4 separate regions of the Mus musculus genome follow, and regions 1, 2 and 4 are each linked to region 3. The links are chromatin contacts, found by Hi-C or POLR2A ChIA-PET in ENCODE. All regions are on one chromosome and are shown on one strand. The core of a region is the stretch at or near the end of the contact, and the rest is flanking DNA. Distances in the headings are between cores, read along the strand shown.

Region 1 (2,790 bases), core at 43-2,542, 140 kb after region 3:
CCTCTTCAGCAAAGCCCTGACATAAAGGGAGAAGAAGGCTGTCTTGGAAAGGGCCTTGTGTTTTCAGAGACACCAATCCAGCATGCCTTTCCAAGGCCAACCAGCTCTCTCCTTGGGAGAGACCCTGTTAGGTCAAGGTGAGCCATTGACCTTTCAAGAACTGGAGGTTCCACAAGCCACAGGGAAGATCTCCCCCCCCAACGCCCCCCAACCTGTCAACCGTCACCATTGGGTCCACTTCTGCTGGAATGAGGCCCCATAAATCCTCAGGCTTGCTAACCACACCACTCCATGGAACCTCCTGACATTAACTTGGTTTGTTTCTGGAAGGCCTCAGGCTGCCATCTTGGTTGCCATGACAACTGTAGGGGTCAGCTCCTGAACCAGCTGGCTCCTGGCAGATTGCGTCATTGTGGAGCTTCAAAGCCTCTTGTCAAGAGACAGCAGATGTGAGGATGCTGCTGGCTCTCAGACACACTGCACAAAGACCCCTGGAGCCTGTGGAGGGTGGGTGGTGCTGTGGCATAGTGGAGACACCTGCCGCGGACTTCTCTTCCTCGGCTCTTAATACCAAACACTTGCGTGCGAAGCTCTAAACTCCAAGTGAGTGCCCTCTGCAAATAGCCCTGGGTGTGGGGGGGTGCTTAGGCCAAGATGTCATGTGACGACTTCAGAGGAAGGGCAGCAGCTGTGGATGGCATAAGGGGCAGAGCTTTTTCACATACCTGATACCTGGCTGATTCTGGACTCTTCAGAGTCAGTCTGCAGAGGACATGCCCTACCACACCCAGTACCAGGCTGCCCAAGGCTTCTCTCTCTGGACCTCACAACACCTCAGTCAAACCTACACCTGTTACCAGAGCATTCTTCCCCAAAAAGAATAAGCCTTGCATTTGGCAGTGTGCACGTGCCTACATCTCCCCCACCCCCACTCCTCCATATCTGTCCCAGCCCCCCCTCCTGCTGTCAGCTGAGATTGCCTGTAAGTGGGTGTGGTGACAGATTGGGTGACTTGAGGTGTCAGATCTCTGTCTTTGCATGACTTATTTTATCTGAGAGAGGGAATACCCAGAAGCCTTAAGGTGACAAATTGAGTTGGTGACTGTAAGAGCTCTCGCCCACCAGAAAGTACAGCGGCTGATGGCATGCGCCCTTTGAACGCTATCATGCGGCTGTTTCAACTGAAGAGACACTTAGGGGCCGCCAGATGAGGGAATTTTGCTGGAGTAAGCCCCACCCACTTATATTCTTCCCACTGTCACGCTCCCCCCCCACACCTTGCTTTTCTTCCCAGGAGAAGAATGCCCCATGCCCCATGCTGGAGATTGTACCTCACAGCTGCCAGGGCCAGTTATAGCCTCTGGGTGTCATGATTCACTTATCAGTGTCCCCAGATTGCAGCACAGGGCCTGGCCCAGACTCAGTGTTCACAGATGTGTAAGGGACAGCTGCTTACGGAGGTGATAGTGACTACCTTTATTAAGTGCCTGCCACGTATCAGGCAATTTTGTAATTAGCCCTTAACCTTCCCAGGAACCTCTGAGTAGATTCTAGTTTGTGTTTTAGATATGAGTTCAACTAAGGCTCAGAGAAGTAAAGAAACTCTTCCAAGACCACACAGCTCGTAAATGATGAGCTGGGACTTGAGCCCCGTGCCCACCAACATCTTCTCCTCACCACATCCATCTTCACAAGCAAGGGCTCTCAAGAGTGGCACAGCCACAGAGGCCCTGGAAGTCATGACCCTCTTGGTACAGAAGACACCAGTGAGGTTTGCCGGGACCTGCGTCTGTTGGGTGTCTGCCTGCCTTTCATAGCAAGAGCTGAGGAGGCCGGAAGAGTTGGTTGGAACCAGCAGGACTGGGGCATAGCTCAGTGGAAGAGCGCACACTTAGCAGGCAGGAAGCTGGTGTTTGGCCCCTAGCACTGTTTGGCTTAGTTTCATTTGGTTGGTGGGTAGGTCTGAGGCATTAGCTTGCTTGAAAAGAGTTGGGGTATGGTGGTGTGTGTTTGCAACCTCACAGCTGGGAGGCAGAAACAGCTGGCTCCTGGGGCCTCACTGGCCAGCCGGCTTGCTCAGCATGTTCCCAACCAGAGAGAGACCCTGTCCTAAGATAGATGGCTCCTAGGGGTCTGGCACACGCGTGTGTGCATGTTTCTGTACACACACACACACACACACACACACGGTTGGGGGGACAGAGTTTTACACTCATCTAAGGTTATATAAGTTAAGAAAGGGCCACTTTGCTACCTGGACAGGGAACAGTCTCACACCCTCCTCCGAATGGCTGGATTCTCTCCTCTGCCTGCTTCTCTTCCCTGAACCAAGAGCTACAAGTGTGCACACCTTGGTCCCCTCCCGTACCATCACTGTGATGTGCAGGACAGAACAAAACCCAAAGCAGAAGCTCCATGATTCAGGGCTGGGATGTGCAGGGGCCTTGGGATCTGTCCCATCTGGGGCAGCTGAGTGCAAAGGGGTCTTTTGGAGAGCTGTGTGCAGGGCAGGTGGACGGAATGGGGCAGAATGAGGGGGAAGGTCTCACACTCAGGTCTCTAAAGTCGGTTCTACAGGGTGAGAGGGATAGGAAAGCAGGCAGTGGGCACCATGGGAGGTGGGGTGGGGTTTTCAATGATGCGAAGCTTCTAACCTACCAACGTCTGTAAGCAGGGGTTTCAGATATCCTGATTGCAGGATATTTGCTGTGGAAGGCCCTCATAGAAAAACCAAGAAAACAAATACAATAGGCTTAGAAGTTCACCATATACAAGGAGATGCACTGAAGG
Region 2 (2,700 bases), core at 135-2,634, 150 kb after region 3:
GCAGTATATATCTGTTAAGTTTAAACCCTGACTGAGGTACCTACTTAACATATTACAGTGCACCTGGCCTCCAGGTTCTCCCAGCACCCCTCAGGATGCTTTACATGGTATGGCTGGCAAGCCCTGCCCTCTACCCTGAAATCAAGCTGTGCTGCTTCCCCCCAGAGACTCTTCCCTATATAATCCAGACATTCTGGTTACCCACCCTTCCTTTTTGTACCTTTGGCCTCCCGACTGCTGCACTTGGTTCCTCTCTCTCCCTTCCTCTTCCCCTTTCCATCTTCCCATGGTTCAGGGTCAGTTCTAGCCTGGACTCTTCCAGCTATGTCCGCCTCTGGCTATGTCTCCCTTTTATCTACAATAAACTTTCTCCTTCACTGTTCCTGGGAGCAGTCATGTCCTTTTCTTTCCTTTTTCATTTTTCTTTCTTTTTCTTTTTCTTTTTCTTTTTCCATTTGAAACCCATGTAATTTCTACAGACTCCTTTGTGGTGGGAAAGGGGGGGTGAAGTTTGGGGGTGAGGTGTTTGGGAATGGAGAGAAACTAAAAAGACATCATCAAGGAACTGGGGCTGCATGTGGCTCAGTGATAAAAGGGTTGCTGGGAAATAGGAGGTGGGTCTTCGTCTTGATAAAAATAATTTTTGTTAAAATGGACTCAAAAAGAAGTTGAGAACCATCTTGTGGGCTGTAAATCTCAGCTGTGGCAGCCGGGAGGAGAGATGTAAGAAAAGGCCAAGAAAAGGTTGCAGGCTGGGCAACGGAGGTCTCAGAGCAGCTTGTGCGGGTGTGGGGTAAATGGGTGAGGGAAGAGCTGTCTTCTGGGAATAATGCCCGAGGTGTCATGGCAAGCAAGGTGGGCTTTTAGCCTAGTTTACTGGGCATCCTCCCTTTCCTTTGAAATTTTACATTTTAAAGAGGGGCAATTTGCAGTGCTTCTCTATCTTAAAATGGGTGTGTCATCAAGGAAGCAGGAGGTGGGAGGCCAAGCAGATTTGGACAGAGTCCATCCTCAGTGGTATCCGAGCCGGCTAATGCCTGTCGAAGTACCCAACAGATATATCTTGGTTGGTTGGCTGATTTATGAGAAAGGGTCTCATACACTCCAGGCCAGCTCTTAACTTTTGATCCTCTGGGCTCTCCACCTCCCCAGTACTGGAATAGTAGGAATGAGACACCAAGCCAAGCTAGAAAGGGTCCCAAAGCCCTGGGTTCGGTCCCCGACACAAAACCAGAAACTGAAGCCAGAGAAGCATCGATGAGCTTCTGTTTCAGGCCCTACAAAGCGGTTCCATTAGGGGCTCCAGCCTGAGGTCCTGCCTACTCCGCTACACGGAGAGAACATGCCGAGACTCAACTCCAGCCGCAGGGGGCGCTGTTCTGCTTTCCTGAGGCAGGAAGCGCAGACTCGCGTCCCTTCTGTGCTTGAGCTACAAGAAATGTCATTTCCGGGCCTGCAATGCACGCCACCGGAACCGGAACCGGTGGGTAGTAGTGGTTCCGCCAGGACCCAGATTGTAGGCAGTTCCATCCCTTGGTGACTTCGGACCGCAGCATAAACCTCAAACACCATCTCTATGCCCCCTCCTACATGCTCTGAAAGACCTTGTCTTCCCGGCTGTCCAAGAAACTGCGGCAGAAGTAGAGCGTCTGCTCTATGCCCATTCGCAAGGACCAGGTACATCCAAAGGTCCTCGAGTTCTAGTTACTCAAGGGCGTATAGCTCATGCACCTCGTTATCATGAAATCCTGCAGGAGTCACATACCCCGAGACCTCAGCAAGGCGGCAGAGTGACTGCCGACAAGCTAGACCAGAGCCACTACAGTGCATTGAGTCCCCTTTGCCCTTATCACAAGCAGACTGTCTCCAGGTACAGATCTGACCATTGTTTTAGGGAATGAAGTGAGATAAAGTGAGGGGCTTTGCGTATTGGATGGACATCTGATGGTTGAGAGGTAAATTAGTAAAAAATATAACGAGTGAAGTGGAAAGAGTGGCGAGGCCAGTGATAGGCAGGCCGGGCTGGGCAGTTCCGAGTGCGCACTGCTCTTACAGAGAAACTGAGTGTAGCGCCCAGCGCCCATGTCTGGCAGCGTACAACTGCCTGTAATTCCAGCTGCAGGGAGATTCCATGCCCTGGGCCCTATGGACACTGCAGTCATGTGACATACAGACGTATACACATCATTATACATAGGCCTTTAATCCCAGCACTGAGGAGGCATACAAATTAAGTTTGAGGCCGGCCTGGTCTACACAGATCCAGTTCCAGGATAGTCAGAGCTATATAGAGAGGCCCTGTCTTGAAAAACCAATATGAACCTGAAAATGTTTGCCTTATATAAAGGAGAACGTCAAGAGTCTTCAGGCCACCGCAACCTTGCAAATCGCTCTCCTTTGCAAACAAGCTGGAAAATTCATATTCTCTTCTTTCTCCACATATCCTTCCTGCTACTGCTCTGTTCCTCATTTCATAGTCCGGTTTCTCAAAAGAGTCGTCTCCACCTGCCAAGCATAGTGATCTATGCTTTAATTCCTGGCACTCAGGAGATAGGAGCATGAGACTCTCTCAGGCCAGCCTGGTTTACAGAGCAAGTTCCAGGACAGCAAGGAGACATTGTCTCAAAAGACAGACAGACACAAAGAGAGATAGACAGAGAGAGGACTACCCTGTGTTCCCATTCACTCGTGGATGCTCTC
Region 3 (2,757 bases), core at 70-2,569:
CGTGATAGGCACTGCCCAGGTACAGGAAGGACAGGATCTCCACTGGGCCCCCCTGAAGTCAAAAAAACAGTCCAGCATTCGTCAAGCTCGTCCAGCGTGAGCACCAGTACCCATGCCCACAAAAACTCCCCGCTGAAAACGGGAGTTTCTGAAACTGGTGACCTCAGCACTGCTGTTGACATATTAAAATATTCGTAAAGAATCAAGCCCATTGGCCTGGACAGAGCCAACAAGCTCTTCCGTGCCAGCAACTGGGAGACTCAGCTCCATCCAATTGCTTCATGATGGACTAAAGATCCTCGTGTCCCCGCTAGTATAAATAAAGCTGCAGCCGCTTTCTATATCCTCCTGGCACAATCCTCCTAGACCTCTGCCAGCTCTGCCACCTCCCTGCCCTGCATGGACCCGGACTCCTACTAACCTGATCGTAGAGAGGGGTACTACAGGAGCTGCATCCGGATTCTGCACTGTCAGGCACACTAGTACTCAGGGGGAGGCTGAGCCCCGTGGGGGTGGACTGTTTGCTGCACAGCTCAGGGCAGGAAGCCGAAAACGCTTCATATCCTCCTGAGAATACAAAGGTACATATTTTCTCATTAGCACCACCGACACAGTACCTGGAGACAAGCCACTCACCCACCAGGGGCTGCGAGTTTACAAGGAAGGCTTAAGGAAGTCTTTGTTATGGGAGTGAAACAAAGCCACTGACAAGCCCCTGGAGACTGGACGCCGGCGCCCCCATACTCCAGGTGGGACGCCCCTTCCCTAGCTGATGGCATAAGTCCTGCCAGAGCTAGAGCGTACCTTGGAGAAAGAAGACTTGAGTGGAGCGCGCCTCTCGGCAGAGCGCGCCCGCGGCCAGGGCCAGGGTGCCGTCGCGCTTGGCGCCGTCCAGGGAGGCGCTGCGCTCGTCCAGCAGCACCACGGCGTGGTAGGCTCCGGCCAGCAGGCGGCCACGCAGTTCAGCGTTGGGCACGATATGCTCCAGGCCCATGGCGCCCTTGGCGCGGCGCCGCACGATGGTGCTGAAGCGCACGTTCACTGAGCCCGCGATGTGGCCGGCGTTGAAAGCGAAGAAGGAGCGACAATCCAACAACAGGCACTGCGCGGCGCCCTCTCGCAGCAGCGCGCGCAGCCCCCCGGCGTCCAGGATGCCCACCTCCATCACCATGGCCAGCCCCAGCGACCCCAGCGTGCCCGTTCTGCGGTTCTCCAGAAAAAGTCGGTCGATCTTGTGCGGTGTCCTGTGGCCCTAAGTCCCCAAGTGCTCGCTGCTCCTAATCTGGCTTCACCGCGCTTTCCTCCCGCCAGTCCTTCACTGCGCGCTCGTCCGACGGAGCGCGGTTTTATGTAGCCTCTCGGGGGCGGTCCCGGGCGCGGCACAGAAGCGGGGGGTGGGGTGGGGGTGGGGGAGAACGGTTTGTTTGTTTGAATGGCAGACACGTGACCGGGCGGTGACGTCACCCGCCCTACCGAGCTTGGCGCCGCCAAAGCCAAAAGCAAAGACGTCATCGGCCTAGGAGCCTCTCGGCTCTGAGCGCTGGCTCGCAGCCCGGCCCCCACCCTCCTGTCCTCTGGGCTCGCAGGCAGGACGGCGCGCTGCCAGCCCGGGTGGCCAGGACGCGCGGCCTGAGGACACCTGCCCTGCTCCCCTCCGCGGGTCTCCGCCGAACGAGCGGGGCCACTCCTGGTATCACGTTCTCAGCTGGCCCGGCTCTGGCTGCTGGAGTGGTGGGCGTGGCGAGCTGAGCGGGAAAGGGGAGTGGGTAGTGAGAGATGACTAATTCGGTCTATAGCCCTCTGGCTATACCGAGGACAAATGGCGAGAGTTGAGACGTCCTTCTTGAATGTCACTTTAAAAGTTTTACGCTGAACAAGGGAATGCTTCCAGTTAGTTCCCACCCCCCACCCCGGAGTGTTATCTTTACCGCGGTGGTCCCTAGAGGACTTACTTGGAGCAAAGGGAGGAGGGTTGCAAGATCTTTGGAGCCCAGGTTTAACATTGGGGTTGGGGGGGTGGGGTGGGGGAGACTTGGGTAGAGCTCCACAGCGCCGCCTAGGGACGGCCCAGAACATTGTCGTCGCGTGGCATCAAGAGGATGCTGCTAGCCGCTGCTCCTCTGTCCCCCAACACAACTTTCTTTTGTTTTGTTTTGTTTGTTTCAGAGAGGATCTTGCTGTGTAGCTCTGGCTAGTCTTGAACTCATAGAGATCCTCCTGTCCCTGACTTACTAAGGATTAAAGGCATCTGCCCTCGTGCCTTTCATCTCCACTGAACAGAAGCTGAGCACACCAAGGACTCAGGGCCAAGAGCCTTGAATCCGCCACTCTGTGGGACAAACTGTACTCATCACACCTGGGAAGACCGAAATGGTGTGTGTGTGTGTGTCCTTCCACAAAACTCCATGACTACAGGGTAGGCAGTGAGTCCGCCGCAACACCACGGAGTTGGATACACAAACATAAACATTGCACCACTCTGAAGGGGTGCCGAGTCAGGAACATTCTGCGGTTTCTTCCTCTTTGCAAGGGGAGGTGTCTTACTACCATGTGTCTTTGCCCAGCAACGTCCGCTTTGGCCTCTCTTAGCTCTTGCGCTCTGCCTAGATTCTTCTGTAAATTCAGAATACGTTATTTTTAAAGGGCGTTTTTACATTCCTTTGAGCATTGATCCTAAAAGAACAGCAAAGAAATCTTCAGATAACACCACCCTCCCTACATCTCAGAAGAGCGACAGAAAGAAAAAAATTATTTGTT
Region 4 (2,813 bases), core at 112-2,611, 210 kb after region 3:
GGATTGTGACCCCTTTGGAGGTCCAATGACCCTTTCACAGGGGTAGTCTAAGCCTATCAGAAAACACATTATATTACGATTTATAACAGTAGCCGAATTATTGTTTTGAAGTAGCAATGAAAATAATTTTATGGTTGGGGTCACCACAACATAAGGAACTTTAGGAAGGTTGAGAACCACTGATCTACCACTTGCCTGAGTCTTTGTGCATGGGGGAGGGGGAGTCTTAATTTGGCGGGGAGCGGAAGGTTACTTTGAGACTTGGTCTTATCCGGGCATGCAATTCAGTGTAGCTAAGAACACACTTCAATCTTCCTGCTTCCTTATCTCCAGTGCTGAGATCACAGGGGTCAATCACAATACCCCCTTCCTACATCCTCGCCTGCTTTGAAACCCCGAGTACTCCCAAGGGAAAACTGTTATTTGAAGGGAATCTGATGAGGTTTCTCTGTCCTTTAGTCTTCTTTTCCTATGCTTAAGAAAGTATGTTTTTCTGTGTCCATATGTGTGTGCGGGTGCAGACCAGTAACCCTGCACCCAGAAGACTAAGACAGGAGGGTCCAGAGTCTAAAGAGATTTCTGGAAACACAGGCTGCTATAATTAGGTAGGTTGTTTCCTTGAACAATAATTCTCCTGAGGTTTGTTTTTGTATTTTTTTTAAATAGTTCTCTTATCGTATGTGTCTGTTCGGAGAACTATTTGGGATAATGAACCTACCACAAACTACACATCCGATAAAATATCAACAGGATTAAGAGGCGTAAATCATCACATTATCACAGGTTAGACAGTCTTGTCCATAAAGCATCTAGTAGCAGTTTCTACAGCTGAATACAGGTCCTATCCCAAAGATGTATGCAGCCGACTCAGGGTCTGGGGATCCAGACTCAATAAATATGAGTTGATGAATGAACAAACAACTGAAGGCCAATTCAATCGGGGAACAGGAACGTCATTTACTAAACAGAATGTCGATGCAGCCCCCTACTAATTAATATTCCTGTAATCCCCCGTGGTTCAGTTAAACTGTAAAGTGGGCATTTGGACTCCTTGGCCTTCATCTTAGTTCTGAGGCTACAGACTGAATATGGAAGCCTCTGAAAAGAACATCACGCACGAACGCGAGCTTACTGCTCGCTATCCCCAGCGGCCCACGCCCACGCTCAGCAGCAGCCTACTAGCCCCCGCTCCGCCCTCTCTTCCTGGTTTTCCCCAGCAACCCGCCCCTCTGGTGTCACGTGACGGGCGCTAGCCCGGCCGAGCCTCTGATTGGCCAGACTTCAGGGCGCCTCGCGATTGGCCTGGGGCGGCGGGCCCCCGCCTCCCTCCTCCTCCTCGCCGCGGCCCACGTGAGGGGGGCGAGTCACGCGATTTCCGGGAACCCGTCAGGAAGGACATAAACAAAACAAACCGAGGCAGCATGGAGACGGCCCGCGGCCGCGTAAGCGCGGCCGGATCCAGTGCCTGAACCGCCTTCAGCCTCAGGTGAATGCCGAGCGGTCGCACGGGCGGGCGGGATGCAGCGGCAGAGAACCGCGGGTGAGAGGCGCGGGTGCCCGGCTCCGGGAGAGCGGGGCGGGGGCCGCCGGGCCGAGGGCGCGCGGAACGGGGTCGCCGATGCGAGCCGAATCGGGCTGCCCCCGCGGCCGACGGTTATATAAAGGGCGGGCGCGCGCCGGCGGGCGACCCCGTTAGGGCCGTGCCCTTTGCGCTCCCGGGAACCAGGGATCGCGACTGCCGGCAGCCGGCCTGTCAGAGCGGCGAGCGGGTGGGAGGGGCCGGGAGGGAGGAGAGGAGAGGAGAGGGGCGTGTGAGGGAGACCGGCACAGCTAGTGTTCAGAAGGCTCCGGACGGAGGAGCGGACCGGGAGAACTCTGGGCAGGGGCGTCGTGGGGCTGCTGTTCCCCCCGGCCCCTCCCCGGAGGCTGCGGGACTGGGGCCTCCCTCTCGGGATTTGTTTATATGTCCTCTCTAAGCAGCTTGAAAAGCCCGGAGGCGGAGCCCTCGCTGTCGAGTGGCGGCCGGTGCTGTCCAATGGAGGAGGCAGACGGGGTCCGTGGCGCCAATGGGCGCAGGGAGGCGGTGCCGCGCCCCCCCTCCCCCCCAGTAAGTTAGGCTGTGCTGGGGGTTGGTCCGACAGGGCGGCCATATTAGATGGGAGGGGACGGGCCTGGGGACGGGGGTTGTCACTGAGCGGGGCGGAGACGGGGCAAAGGGCGAGGAGCCGAGCCGAGCGGGGCGCGGGCCGGGCGGGCTGGGTGTGGGCTAGAGTCCCGGAGGGACCCGGAAGATGCCCGGAGGAGCCTGACCCGGCTCAGCCGCTCCCGAGTGGAGGCGGCCAGGGAAGTAGCGAGGGCAGTCTAGCCTCCCAGGGGGCGGTTCCTGGGTCTAGATGAAGCTTGGTCTCTGGCGTCTCCTTCTTGGTCGGCTCTCCGCTGCTTGGTAGATCCTGCCACCAAACCCTTTAATCGCCCACCTTTAACCCAAGAAAACAAACCGTTTTGCTACTTCTGAGCAGGCCTGAATCTTAAGACTACCTTAAGGAGGTATTTCTGTAGTTAGGGGTGTGTTTCTGTACCAGGTCTCCCGTGTAGAGGCAGGCATTCAGAGGAACTTCTGCTTTTCTGGGTATTGCAAAGAGAAAATTGGGACTGGAAAAGCAGACAAAATTGAGTGAGCGGCGTTTCTATCCACCCCCCCCCCAAAAAAAACAAAAACAAAAACAAAAAAAAAAACGTGGATATCTTCCAAAGATCAGGCCCTTGTGTTTCAAGTCTTAATTTGCCTCCCTTGCTCACATAAATTGGAAGCT

The links. A loop is a pair of places that touch in the nucleus more often than their neighbours do. ChIA-PET counts read pairs that join two places held with the same protein, here RNA polymerase II (POLR2A).
Region 1: POLR2A ChIA-PET joins it to region 3 with 56 read pairs in Patski. The contact joins the enhancer-like site here to the promoter of Dusp1 in region 3. A Hi-C loop is called at or near these places in 17 of 37 maps with a recorded cell type or tissue (CH12.LX, Patski, adrenal gland and 4 more). POLR2A ChIA-PET finds 5 or more read pairs at or near these places in 3 of 5 experiments (Patski and embryonic stem cell).
Region 2: POLR2A ChIA-PET joins it to region 3 with 38 read pairs in Patski. The contact joins the enhancer-like site here to the promoter of Dusp1 in region 3. POLR2A ChIA-PET finds 5 or more read pairs at or near these places in 4 of 5 experiments (Patski and embryonic stem cell).
Region 4: POLR2A ChIA-PET joins it to region 3 with 28 read pairs in Patski. The contact joins the promoter of Crebrf here to the promoter of Dusp1 in region 3. POLR2A ChIA-PET finds 5 or more read pairs at or near these places in 3 of 5 experiments (Patski and embryonic stem cell).

The regions. Positions count from the first base shown.
Region 1 is chr17:26,644,284-26,647,073 of GRCm38, forward strand. All of the region lies in intron 9 of Ergic1 (endoplasmic reticulum-golgi intermediate compartment (ERGIC) 1), which reads left to right. It overlaps Gm41553 (a long non-coding RNA gene), which reads left to right. Exons shown (of 2, transcript XR_876696.2): 2 at 1-2,790. Among named protein-coding and RNA genes, the nearest start is that of Gm41553, 4.0 kb to the left of the region's middle. Within about 2 kb of position 1,293, at least 1 of the 3 ENCODE cell types and tissues checked has a DNase peak (open chromatin) inside an H3K27ac peak, as active enhancers do; it is heart, where a contact is called at or near this core.
Region 2 is chr17:26,661,715-26,664,414 of GRCm38, forward strand. No RefSeq gene overlaps it. Among named protein-coding and RNA genes, the nearest start is that of Atp6v0e, 13 kb to the right of the region's middle. Within about 2 kb of position 1,385, at least 2 of the 3 ENCODE cell types and tissues checked have a DNase peak (open chromatin) inside an H3K27ac peak, as active enhancers do.
Region 3 is chr17:26,507,153-26,509,909 of GRCm38, forward strand. It overlaps Dusp1 (dual specificity phosphatase 1), which reads right to left and starts at 1,320. Exons shown (of 4, transcript NM_013642.3): 1 at 805-1,320; 2 at 422-567; 3 at 1-52. The coding sequence starts at 1,171.
Region 4 is chr17:26,714,289-26,717,101 of GRCm38, forward strand. Crebrf (CREB3 regulatory factor) reads left to right here and starts at 1,362. Exons shown (of 9, transcript NM_029870.2): 1 at 1,362-1,486.